Regions from separate parts of the Homo sapiens genome. Here region 1 is linked to region 2. A link is a contact called in ENCODE Hi-C data. All regions are on one chromosome and are shown on one strand. The core of a region is the stretch at or near the end of the contact, and the rest is flanking DNA. Distances in the headings are between cores, read along the strand shown. Region 1 has its middle 32 kb from the start of HABP2. Region 2 overlaps VTI1A (vesicle transport through interaction with t-SNAREs 1A).

Region 1 (6,852 bases), core at 2,237-4,736, 800 kb after region 2:
TCTAAACCTAGTTCTTTCTCCTTGTCTCCTCAAAAAGGAATATCTCTGGGCAAACAAAAGGCAAAAATATGGTTCACTTTTACTAAAATGAAACACTTATGGACTCCCCTGCCTGGGACTCCCACCATGGATTGGGAGCTGTTACTGGTGTCTCCAGAACATTCTGCATCTGTCAGACAGTAAATGTTTTGAAGGAGCAGCGAAGGCGCTCTGTCCAAATGCACACATACGTAAGAAACACTGGCTTGCAGGTGGTTCAGAGAATAAAGGAGTCAAATGGTCGTAATAGAGGCGGGTGGGCCTTGCCATGACTCTGAGTTGCACATGGGTACACGCAGGGAAGAAGTATTTGCAGGTGAGGCCCAGGTGAACACTGCATGCAGGCAGCAGGTGGTAAGATGGTGAGTTGGGTCCATTCACCCATGGGAGGGAGTGTGGGTGGCTGAGAGTAGGGGATGGCAGAGTCCACATCAGCTCCTGCTCAAAACCAGAAGCATCTGTGATTGTTGATGCCCTCTCTTTCCTAATTTCTAGCCAAGGGGAAGTGAGTGGTCCAGGACCAGGAGGTCAAAGCTATGGAGGAATTAGGTGGGTGTGCGGGGCTGGGCATGGTGGCCCTCCCTGCTCTGGCTGGGCTGCTGTTCTGCACGGTGATGGATGACTGCTGGCTCCTCAATGAATCACCAATTACCAGCTAACAGGGGTTTGTGGGCCCTTGCTGGTGGCTCTGTGGGGCTGCAGAGAGTTGGGGAACCACCAAATTTGACTTCTGCCTCTTCAGACAGCTCGTGACTGCCTTTCAAGAAGGTAAAAAAGCTTCACTATTCAGAAAGCGAGTGGCCGAGAGAGCTAGGGATAGAAGAGCAAGCAAGCTCAATCACGCCTAGGCAGAAAGAAAACTTTTGCTGAACTGCAGAAGTTCTGTAGTTTACTTGGCTCCCCCGCTGACCCAACTAATGTTCTAACTTTCAAAGAACCAGGTAGGAGTCTGACATGCTCACGGAGAAAAGAGACAGAAAAATCAAATCTTCCCTGAGAACTTTTAAAGTTACTTTCTTCTCTCCATTTCTGAAGGGACTTGGGTCCAAGTTCTTGCCCAGAGAAAAATTGCTCCTGAGAGCTCAGGGAGTGCAGAGAGAGCGTGTGCTTGGGAAGATGCCCCCAGGGGCAGAGGGAATTCTGATAAGGACCCTATAAACAAGAGATGATGCAGATAACAAAACCCCACCCTGGCCCTCAATGGCTCTGAGCCAGGCCCTGTGCTGAGGCTGAGTGTGGGGAACATTATGCTTTGTTATCAATTCTAAAACAAGACTCCACTTCATATTTTGATATCACCAACATTTGGATGTCTCTTACAATTCGTGGCATGTCAGCGTTAAATCCTAGTTTAATTCACAGCATTTTTTTTTTTACTTTTTCCAGTGGTATTTAAAATAATAGTGCATTTTATCACCTGTGGCACCTTAGATTTCTGCAAGTCGGGCTATACCCTATCTTACATATGAGGCCTGGAGAGGTTAGGAAACCTGCCTAAGGCCACACAGCCACTATTTGGACTTGAAACAAGGTGTATCTGGCTCTCAGTCACTGGCTTTCAGTGGGACTAGAGCTGGAGGTCCCATCCTTGCAGGGAAGGGAATGTCCACTCTCCAGGCAAGCATGAGGAGGGACGGGGGGCTTGCAAATCTGGCCCAGCCTGCTGGGCTACTGAATGGGAAGTGCGGTGATGGGACACCGGCAGCACAGGGCTGGTCTCTGTTTCCTGCACACAAGATTCTGTTTTTGTCACTGCTTAGCTCTTAAGCATCTGTTAGTTTTCAGAATCTGCCTCTGAGTTAGAGTCACTTTAACTCAGAGTAACCACATTATCAAAGAAAAAAATAATGGGAATCTTTTGGATCAAGAGTGACTAATTCTTTCAGGGAGGCAGTGTGGAACTGGAAAGAGGCCAAAGATTGAAGTTTGGTACGTCCGGGTTTGAATCCTGATTCTTGCTGCTAAAAGCAAGCTGGCAAGTTGCCTAGACTCTCTGAGCCTCGGTGTTTTCATCTGTAAGATGGGAACAATGACGCCACCTACCTGGAAGTACTGCTGTGAAGATTTTGTGTGTGGAAAATGTCCGGGGCATGGTAGGTGCTTGTTAATCGAAGTTACTATTTTATTGTTGTTCTTATATCTTATCCTGAGGATGATGATGATGATGAAGAAGATGATGAGGATGAATGGACCCAGCAGGGCCTTCTCTCAGTTGTCACACATCTCTGACACTCTCCCCTCCTGGGGCTCGGCCACCCCTGTCCACTTTGCTCCCCAGTTGCTGGGTGGATGTCCTCCCTCTCAGCCTCCTGGCCGGAGGTGCAGCCCTGACTGCGATCCGGGCAAACCCTCTACCGGCCCAGCATGCCCAGGCTCTGGCTCCCTTTGAGAATGGTCCCTTCTGTGAAGAGGTGGCTGAGAGGGGCCGTGAGGGTACCTTTAACGCCCCCAGGGGCCGGCTCCCGCATGGCACTTCCTCCTTCGTTCATTTCAGGCCTCTCAACTCCCAGCTTTTGTGGGTTAAGGGGCAGCACCAGAGGAAACAGCAGTGACAGCCTTGCCCAATAGTGTCTAGGTGTTGTTCACACACTGGGATTTCCTACTGAGGGATGGAGGGCACTCAACTTCCCCCATGGGGTCCTTGGGAGGTTAAGTTGTAGCCCTTTGCCCAGGTGCTCCCAGCGCCCCGACATACCTAATGTGCCCCCAAGACACTCATGCAAGTTGGAGTCCATAACTTAGGCCCTCACTTGGGACCCAAGTATACAGACAGTTACCTCTGTATTCTGTCAACCTCACCACAAGCCAACAGAGACCCAGAGAGGTTAAATGTCAAGTCCAAGTTCACAGAGCCAAGATGCAGACAAAGCCTAGATTTGAATGGCCATGTGAGCTCTGGCCCCTTCCTATACCCAGTGACTCAGGTCAACTGGCAGGATAGCTGTTGTTTGCCATAGAATCTGGGCAAGGCTTAAGCAGCAGAAAAGGGGAAAGGGCCATTTGGGGAAAAGAGCTCAGGGAGAAAAAGCAGGGCTGGAAACCCACCTGCTCGGGGACTGTGGCTGCTTTTCTGAAGACAGAGCTGGGCCCTCAGCCCGCCTCCAGCCCAGTGCAGGAGGGGGCTGGGAGGGCCCCTCATGTTCCTACCCAGCCTTGCACAGGCCCCTTTGGGCTTGCTCCAGAGGAAGATCCTGAATGGTCTGGCTGGAAACTCCCACAAATCTGCTCAGGAAGGCTATCATCACAAGAACTTTCTAGAAAAGGAGGTCCCCATTGCTCCCTTTTAGTCAGAGCCTAGAGCTCCACTCCCATGGATGGTTATAAACCTGACCGAAGAAGACAGGGGAGCGTTTCAGGAATCTCATTCCAAAAATAGCCATCAAATTTCAAATTCCAGCCCACAGCAAGCAGTACAAAGATTCATATCCGCTCCAGTGATGTCTCTGGCTGCCATTCCCTCCTCCCTTTGTCTGGGATTCCTGCCCCAGCCCCCGCACTGGCCCCTGCCATCTCTATTTAGTGAGCTCCCAGACCTTCTCCAAGACCCTGTGCAAATGTCACCTCCTCAGAGATGCCCTCCTGACTCTCTTAGAGCACAGTGCCTCCTCTGGTGCTTCCGATGCCTCTTGGAAACCTGTACTAGGTCTCTCAGTGTACTTGCCCATCATCTCCCCTAGATAGTACAGTGCTTGTAATACAGTAGGTGCTCAATAAATGCAGGTGGAACAAATGCATGCATGCATAAATGGCCATTTTAGCTTCGTTTATGCTGGAAGTTGCAGGGAAGTCATTAGATCTTTGCATCAGCCTGTTGAAGTGCATTTCATCTGAAGATTGTATGACAGTGGTCATAATAAAAGAAACAGTAATTGCTGCCAAGGTCTCTGCTCGCTTGTGAAGCCTGGATGGAGAGGCTGGTCGGACTTGGTCCTGGTAGCCTTGTCTTTACTGTCCTCTTGTGGCCAAAAGTTGCTGCTGCATCTGGAAAAGCTGGCAATTTCAATGAGGCCACAGGGGGATATTTTTACCTGTTGGAGCACAATCTTTTTGGGATCCCTGAGTCATTTTGAGCCCAGTTCCCCATAGACTGTATGTAATGTGATCCTCCTTCTCGGGCCTTGAAAATATGTTAAAATAAATAATAAGCAGCAATTGATAGGGCCTGAGCAGCCGCAAAAAGAGCATTAGAGACTCCATCAACTCTGACTTAGGCCTGTGTTAGGTACTTGGGTGTGGAAGGGAAAAATATAACAAAGTGTGTGACAAATTTATGCACTCAGAGACTTTGCTGTCTATTTCTAACACCTTCATCAAAAGTGAACAATACCATACACTAATAAACAAAAATACCCATTCATCTAGTAGCCAAGGTTTGGAATCAAATGGCCCTGGATGTGTATCCTGGCCCCACCACTGATTGCCTAGGTGACCTCGAAGGAGTCACTTCGTTGCTCTGAATGTCGTTTCCTCATCTGCAAGATGGCCTTTTAGGTGTACCCCCTTCCTCCTTCGCAAAACTATAATGATTAACTGAGATGACATGTGTCAAGCCTTAGCATGGTGCCAGCACAGAGTAAGTTCTCATAAAAGCTAGCCATTATTGTTACAAGTAAGGTTTTTAATTGTCTGATGCAGAGAGAGAACCGGGTGAGATGTGATAAAAACCTGGGTAAATAGACTCTTCAACATGGTTTGTTTTTTTGTTTGTTTGTTTTTCGTTTTTTGTTTTGTTTTGTTTCGTTTTGTTTTGAGACAGCGTTTTGCTCTGTCACCCAGGCTGGAGTGCAGTGGTGCGATCTCGGCTCACTACAGCCTCCACCTCCTGGGTTCAAGCAATTCTCCTGTCTCAGCCTCTCAAGTAGCTGGGACTACAGGCATGTGCCATCATGCCCAGCTGATTTTTGTATTTTTAGTAGAGCCAGGGTTTTGCCATGTTGACCAGGCTGGTTTTGAACTCCTGGCCTCAAGCGATCCACCTGCCTCAGCCTCCCAAAGTGCTAGAATTACAGGCATAAACCACCGAGCCCAGCACCACCATGGCTTTTTTAAAGGCAGATATCTCAGGTATTTTTCTTCTCAGAGCCCATTGCAATCCTGTGTTTATTATTAATATGATAAATTGGTCATGGGCAAGGTGATCCATAGGGCTGCCATTGTCCCAGGCTGCATGGAGGAGGCAGGCTGCTATCAGTTGGCTCTAGCCAGAGTCTGTTTGCTTCGCTCTTTCCCGCCTTACGCATGGCAGACATCACTAATCGATTACAGATCTCTTTCACATAGATCATGAATATAATTTCAGAATTATTCTCATAATACAGCTCCAGGCAGTTATAACAGTTAAGCAGAATGGGAAAATGGCATACAATCTAATTTACCTTTCCAGCTCTTGGCACATGGGTAGATTAAAGATGTATAGAGGAAGGAGGAGAGCATTTTAGCTGGAGGCAGTAAAGGAAGTTGAATTATGAGTGAGAGATCTGATAGGAAAAGGAAGGAAATTAAAGACAGGCTGGGTTATGGAGCCCCTTGACTTCAGGCTGACTTAAAGCAGTAGGCAACAGGGAATCGCCAAAGGCTGCTGGGCAAGAAACCGTGGTAACGGTCCTATGGGGGCAAGATATCTCTGGCAGCCAGTGCCAGGTGGATTGCAAAGGGACTGAGTAGGAGGGCTGGAACTCAGGACAAGCTGCTGAGGGATGCTGGAAAGGAAAGCTTGGTGGACGCGCTGACTCCTGGCACATTAAGAATGAAGAAAGTGGTGCCATCCAAATGGTTTCTCCGACCTTGACCTCCACAGGCTGGGAGAATAACAGCACCTCCACCAGGAAGTGTGGTTGGGCACCGAGGAGAGAATGTGCTTTGTTTCAGGCATGTGGATTTGGAGAGCCTTTGGGACATCTATGCAATTTCCTGTGGGCAGCTGTAAATGGGAGACTGGAGCCAGAGCTAGAGCTACAGATATTAGAAAGAAAAGAGAGAAAAATAGTTCATGCTTTCTGGGCCCAGCCTCGCTTTTACTCAAAGCAGTTTGGGTAGGAAAAGAAAGAGCACATTCAGGAAAAAGACGAACTGGGCGAAGGTCATGGCTTAATTAAGAGGCATTCACTGCGATATGGTTATTCCAAAAGACACTGCATATCTGGGTCAAGTATCCTTTTCACAATAACACCTAAAATGAGTAGGAAAAATTTTTTTTGGTAACAGGGAACAGTAAGTCTCATGCACAGGAGTCCTAATGTCCCTGTTGCTAAGAAAGAAAGTACATATTTCACTGAAATACCCGAACAATCAGAAGGGAGGTCAGAGGGACAATTCCTTTATTAGAAGACTCCATTTCCTAATGGGTAATAAAGTCACTTGGACTCTAAGGTCAAACAGACCTAGATTTGAACCTCAGCTCCACTACTTCCTTGCTGTGTGACCTTGGGCAAGATACTTAACCTCTCTGAACCTTGGTTCCTTCATCCATAAAGTGGAGATAATAGAGTACCTAATTCACAGGGCTGTGGTGGTAACCAAATGAAATAATGCATATAAAAGTCTAGTCTAGTACTGGACACATAACAAGCATTGAGTGCATGAGAATTGTCTTCTATCCAATACCTAACATTTTAAAGATTTTAAACAGACAGTGCATATTTTCATCACTGACATGATTTCTGGGAAGTCCTCTGAGGGACACAGAGAAAATCTAACCTGATATGAACCAACAGGGTGCATTTCTTTTGTCTAAGTCCTCCAGTAAGGGACAAAGTAGGAGAGGCTTCAGGAATCCATAGATTAACAGCAGCTGGCCATGGTCCATCAGTGTGT
Region 2 (6,360 bases), core at 3,181-5,680:
AAAAGTGTGCATTAGGACAGACTTGCCCACCCTGATTTTCCACTTGTACTTCACTTTCCACTGCTGCATTCTCCAAGCATGTGAACTGATTTGCTTCTGTTGCCAATGGAGACTGGTGCAGGTTCAAGGGATGTTGATTCCACAACATCTCATTCTGCTATATGCAGATTTAATGGCTTTAGACTGTCAGGATGTGCTCCCCCATTGTTGTCTTTAAATTTGGGGTGGCAGATGTTGAACATCTGTAAAACTGAGTAGGGCAAAAGCTGCTGCAAATGTGGGGAGGCCTCAGAATGCTGGGGCCACATTCCACTGACATCGTGTCTCTCCATTCCTGTTGGATCTCCAGTTCCTGATATAGGACCCCGTTCTAGCTTTAGGGATCCCCTTTCTGTGTTTCCATGGCCATCAAGGCTGCCCAGAATGGTCCCCACTGCCCACTGCATTCTAAACCCCTTAGATTTGAGATGGACCCATGGTCCATATGAAAGACCCCTCCCTCCTTAGTTTCCTTCTCTCTCTGACCACCACGATGCATGCACCAGCCCAATGGAGCACTAGTATTCTCTTACAGAACTATTGGTTATTACTTAATCCTTTTAGTAATTTAGAATCCAGGGCTTTCCTTCTCAGTTTCAAAACTGAAGGACCTCGCATATGATTTTTTTTACCATTATTGTCAAGATTACTGTCACCATCTTAATTGTCATTTATTTTAAGGGTACTTAAATGCTAACTGCTATATAAGCATTATCTCGTTTAGTTTCATTTAACTGTCAGAGAAAACCTATAAGGGAGGCATTATTATTTTCTTTTACCGATGAGGAAACTGAGGCTTAGAAAAGTTCAGTAACTTGCTCAAACTCACACAACTCTCAAGTCTCAGAGCCAGGATTGCAGCAGCTCCAGTCTATCAGCCTTAAGAGCACAGATCTCCTTGTCTGACACCTGATACCAGCTGGGTTCTCATCATGCAGTCAGCCTCCAAGAATGTAAGTAATTATACATAGTCAAAGAAAAAAATCTGTTTAAAATCAGGCTATGCCTTTATCAATACATTTCATTTAAATTATCAGTGATGTTTTCAGTTAATAACTTAAGAATCAAGTTTTTAAGGAAAATTGCAAGAAGCATATTTACCAGGTCCTGTTACATAAAGAGGGGGAAAATGCTGCTCTGGTCCTTAACAACCCGTGTATTTAAGCCAAGGTTGGTATAGGAAATAATTTTTTTGTGGCACATGGAGATTACTACACTAGACCATAGGCAAGATAGCAAAAGAGGTCTTCGGTGCTCCCCGTGTATTTTGGCACCCAGCCTTTTCCTTCCACTCTTCCCCTCTCAACATTTTTGGTCACCTTTTAGCATTCTAGGTCTCCCCACTGTAACCCCATCCAGGCCATTCTGTTTCAGAAATGCATTCCCTATTGAAAACTTAGCCCTTGAAAGACACTACTGCTACTGAGAAACCAATCTGAGGACGGTACATCACACTAAGACTTGATCTTGGGGCACAACTGAGTTTTATAAGGAGAGTGGAAATGGGGACATGTGATATTATTAACTCTCTGGATGCTTTGCCTCTGCTTAAAACAGTCCACTGTTTTCCATGCTCCGTTGGATCTCAGATAAGCCCCTCATCACTCGATGCCTTTCCCCTGCTTTAGTTCTTTTTATCGCATATATCAATACCTGGAATCATTTTATAAACTTGTTGGCTTATTGTCATCACCTCCTGCAGAATGTAAGCTCCAGGAGAGCAGGAACTTTGCTTTCTTTACTGCTATAAACCCAGCATCTGCAAGAGGAGTTGGCATAGAGTAAGGACTTAATAAATATTCATCAAATGAAAGGATTAACTTCTTGTCATGCCTCTTCTGAGCTGGGTAGTTTTCCCTTAACTCGGTTGTTTTTTCCCAAAAGAACAAATTTAGGTAGTCATCAGACCTGTGATTTTACTGATATGGTTGTTTGGGATGAGCTGACTTTTTTCTTTAAAGGGCCAATTTAAAGTTGACATGAAGAAAACAGTTAAGTAAATACTAACTCAGATGGGTGCCCAGGCACAGGAGGATCAGGAAAATGGTATCTGGGTGTCTGGAAAACGCTATTCGATCAAAAAAACACTAACTGAAAAATCCACCATTATATTAGCAGATAACATTCAAGTAAGTAAAAAACTGGCCTACATAACTCATCTTGAAATTATTATGAGCCAACCTTTTCAATCTTCCATGATGTGCACCGTGTTCATGGTTCTCTTAGAATTGTCATCAGCGTTGCAGGTTATAAGTTATATGGATAAAATTAAAACCAAAACTTACCCATCACATTTGAGCCCAAATATTTCCTCTTTTAAGTTGTACCCCTAACTTTGAAATCAGGGTTAAACCACAGGCTTATTTTTTCTTATAGTCATTTTTTTTAATATTTGGGTTCAATCATACCTGGTAATTTGGTATGTAACGATGGGGTAGGCTTGAGAATATTCAAGAACAAATTGCACCATGTTATTCAGTTCTCCCTAATCTTACAAAATATGAAAAACCACAAATTACTGAATTTTAATACTTCCTGAATCTTCCAGCAAAAAGGAGGAAGATAGCACCTAAATGAATAATCTAAACACTGAAAAAGGGATGGGAGGAGAGAGAGAATCCCAAGCATTAAACCATATTGGCCTACCAATTATTATGATTGTTTTCAAAATCACAGTTTTACAGAAAAAAAATTGTTTTTATGGTGCCAGGTTTGTGGAGTCCTCTTTGTTAAAACCTTAGTAAATGAAGTTATGAAACTGAGACTAGTTTATTCTGGAAGCTTCTTAGTTGGGGGATAAGACAGCTGGATGAACTGGGAGGACAGTAAACGGTGGAGGTGGAAACCTTCTTGTTCATAAAAATACTGTTTTTCATATGTTAAAAAAAAAACTTTATCTCACGCTTTTCATCAAGAGCTGTAATCAGTGAGCCTGTGTACTTCCTTTTCCCTGCCAGATAGTTGTTCCTGGCTGGAAGACATTTTATGATATTTATTTGATGACACACACCTGCTGAGTGGATGAAAAGCAACTGTTCCTGGGGATGACCTACTTCAAGGGCGCAGTCAGCTTCTGAGGCCTTCAGCAGGTTATCCTGAAATCATTTTAGTTCACCTTGATATCACCTGTTGAACATATCTAAGACTGGTGTATTCGCAGACTTGTTGTAGGCACAGTTGCTAACCCCAGGGAAGAGATTTCGGAGTCAGTAACTACTTTGTCAGTGTATTGAGACTGGGAAGACACGCTGCTTTACCAAACCTACTCTGAGCATATGGAGTGCTGTTCTTGGCACTCGGGATGCGCATCAGCCCAGGGACCTGCCAGCTGGGAGCGGACCCCTAGAAGGGGATCTAGTGGGAACATAAGTAAGTATGGTCCAGCACAGAAGGGATGGATCTGAGGAAGAAGGCATGGAGGATGAGGATCCGAGGTGAGGGAAAGGGCCATGAAAAAATTTCTGACGAAGTGTTCTCCTGGGAGTTTCCAGCACAGAGAGAGATTTCCAGTTGAGATCAGGGAAGAGCAAGGAATATTTGAAATGCATGGAGACACTGTCACCAGTTCATCCTTTGAAGGCAACATGTCTTGGCATGTTCATTTCTATTCTACAAACATTTATGGAACACATGCTGTTGAGACATGGCAGGCCTTAGGTAGTGAAGATAAAATATAAATAATCCATGTCGCTCTCCCAACATGTATACTCTAGTGAGAAGACATAACTAAGCAAATTTTATTATAAATTTGAGTATAACATACCCATATGTGTACACAAGGAGTTCTTAGCTAAGTTGGGGTTCCTGGAGTTGGTGATACCTGGCCTGAGCTTTGAAGAATAAGTGTGTGTTAGCCAATGAAGAGAGAACAGGGACATGGAGGCCTTAAAACAATATGTTGTGCCCAGGAGCTACAGATTGACCATCCCTACTCTGAAAATCCAAAATTCAAAATGCCCCAAAATCCAAGTTTTTGAGCCCCAATATGATGCTCAAAAGGAATACTCACTGGAGCACTTTGGATTTCTGATTTTTGGATTAGAGATATTCAACTGGAGTGTTATTTTGCATATATTCCCAAATCCAAAAAAAATTAAAAACTCAAACACTTCTGGTCCCAAGCATATTGGATAAGGGATACCCAACCCCTACAAACTGTTCCGTTTTACTTGAGGAAAAAAGACAAGGCGGGAGCCAGGGTTTGAGCCAGTGGTACCTTAGAGGGGCTGTAGGTTCCCCACCACCCCAAGAGCCCCTTGCCATGAATGCTGCCAGGGCCACCCCAAGCAAACATAGTTGGAGTAAGAGGACTGTGCTTGCTATGTAAACGCAGCTTCGTAACAAGTGCCGTTGCACCTCTGCTGCCCTAAGCTCCTCTGTATGGAAAATCTAGAGATTCCACCGAAGGGACATTGGCTCAGTGCTGAGAGTTGGAAGCTCTGAGTCATGACTGAGTTGGAAGCTTACATGTTGATTTACAAGGCGTCTTTGCCCATTACATTTATTTACATGTCCAGAGGTCATGGCCTGAAAGGCTTGGCTCCAAATATGATGTGCCCTTTCTATTGTTGATGATGTGACTCTCCATTCAGTTCTCTTTTTCTCTTCTCCTGGTTATCTGTTGCTGAGTAGCAAACCACCCTAGAAATGCAGTGACTTCAGCAGCAGTCTCTCAGGATTTTGGCGGGTTAGGAAAATCAGGGGTTGCTTGGCTGGGTGTTCTGGCTCAGGGTCTCTCATGAGCCTTCTTCAGACAGAGATCAGAGCTGGAACTATGTAGGGGGGACAGGAGCCTGGAGTAGCTCGGGACTGGCTGGGCACCTTTCTCTTTCTGTCATTAGTCAAAAGGCCCTTCCATGTGGTCTCCCTGCATATGCTGGTTTGGGCAATCTTACGGTATGGCAGCCTCAGACTTGGCAGCCCAGGGCACCTAAGGTGAGAGCTACAAAAGCAAGAGGCAGAAGCTGTGTGGCTTTTTCTTACCCAATCTAATAAGTCACACAGTGCCACATTCTGTGCCTCATTCTACTCAGCAAGACAGTCGCAAGGGCCTGCCGAGGTTTAAGGGGATGGGATGTGACACATACCCCACTCTTTGATGCAGGGGTGGCAGGTTGACGAAGACCAGTGGGGCAGGAAATATTGTTGCAACCAGTTTTGGAAAATACAATCTGTCACATCCCCGAAGAACATTTTCATCCACTCACATAATCCTTTAAGTTACCTAAAAATTAATTTACTCATTACGGTGTCGCCCACAACCTTCCTTGCTCCCTTCCCACAGCAAAATCCAAGGCCTCAGTGCACACACACAAACCACAAAACTCCTGTTGTCTGAATGAGAGTCAGTCACTCAAGTGTGTACTGTCCCCATCAAGATGACAACATTTTATAAGGATGTATCCTGTTGCCCCATCTTCTAGGAATTTGCACTTCCATCCATTGTTAAAGCCAAATATTGCTCAGATCTTTCATGGAGAGGCCCCTTTGAATCTAACCCCTGCAAACTAGAGACTCAGGAGTGAATGATTTCAAATCTCTATTTGCTCTGCACCTGGGAGATTGATGGTACTCTCATAACAAGTTTGGTCAATGGCATTTAGTGGAGTACTGAATGCTTCAGGGAGTGAAAAAAGAGAAACTGAAAGAAAGGCCCAGATTTTGGGCTCAAGGAACTTTACAAACTGAAGCATTAGCATGTTCGTGGTAAGAAATCTTCTGATTTAAACAAATGATGTAAATTTTACATTTTTTAGTAAGCACTACTTCAAGTGTGCTATCTTTAATGAAGACTTTAATTCTTGTTTTTACACATATGTAGAAAACAGAAGTTGAGTTCTTCAAACATTTGTTATCAAAAATATAGGATATATAAGCACTGAATTGGAAGATTTTTTCCCCCTTGGATAATCTAGAAAAGAATATAGCTCTATTCTGAAATCCCTTCTCATTCAAGAGTTATCCAAGCAAATAGTGTTGACCAAGGTGTTGAATGCACCAGTAATAATAATGCTACCCTTTCATAAAGCTAAGTAATCAGGAATAATGCTGAAAATAAGAAGACAGTCATTTATTTACTCTGTTTGGCATTGTTAGTACTAATAATGCATTTCAACACAGTAAAATTGCTAGATAATGCTTTTGTGACTTTTATGCAGGTTATTGTTATTTAAATGAACAGTCGACTGCACTGTAATGAAGAAATGCATGCTTTTCCCAACTCAGTTATCAACCAGAATTCTAGGAAAATGAGAATTTGTGTCTGCTTTCATTCACAGAGCAAACTAGAGGTCAGTGTTTTCAATATGAACCTTTTTTTAG

What was found. Hi-C counts contacts between places; a loop is a spot of excess contacts on that map. Pooled maps may share reads with other maps.
Region 1: a pooled map of heart left ventricle shows a loop between it and region 2 (2.4-fold over the local background). The contact joins two enhancer-like sites. A Hi-C loop is called at or near these places in 3 of 168 maps with a recorded cell type or tissue (GM12878, HCT116 and Right ventricle myocardium inferior), 10 of 37 single-sample maps with no recorded cell type and 21 of 50 pooled maps.

Annotation. Positions count from the first base shown.
Region 1 is chr10:113,517,390-113,524,241 of GRCh38, forward strand. No RefSeq gene overlaps it. Among named protein-coding and RNA genes, the nearest start is that of HABP2, 32 kb to the right of the region's middle. Within about 2 kb of position 3,487, at least 2 of the 41 ENCODE cell types and tissues checked have a DNase peak (open chromatin) inside an H3K27ac peak, as active enhancers do.
Region 2 is chr10:112,712,666-112,719,025 of GRCh38, forward strand. The region is part of intron 7 of VTI1A (vesicle transport through interaction with t-SNAREs 1A); the gene reads left to right. Among named protein-coding and RNA genes, the nearest start is that of MIR4295, 82 kb to the left of the region's middle. Within about 2 kb of position 4,431, at least 4 of the 41 ENCODE cell types and tissues checked have a DNase peak (open chromatin) inside an H3K27ac peak, as active enhancers do.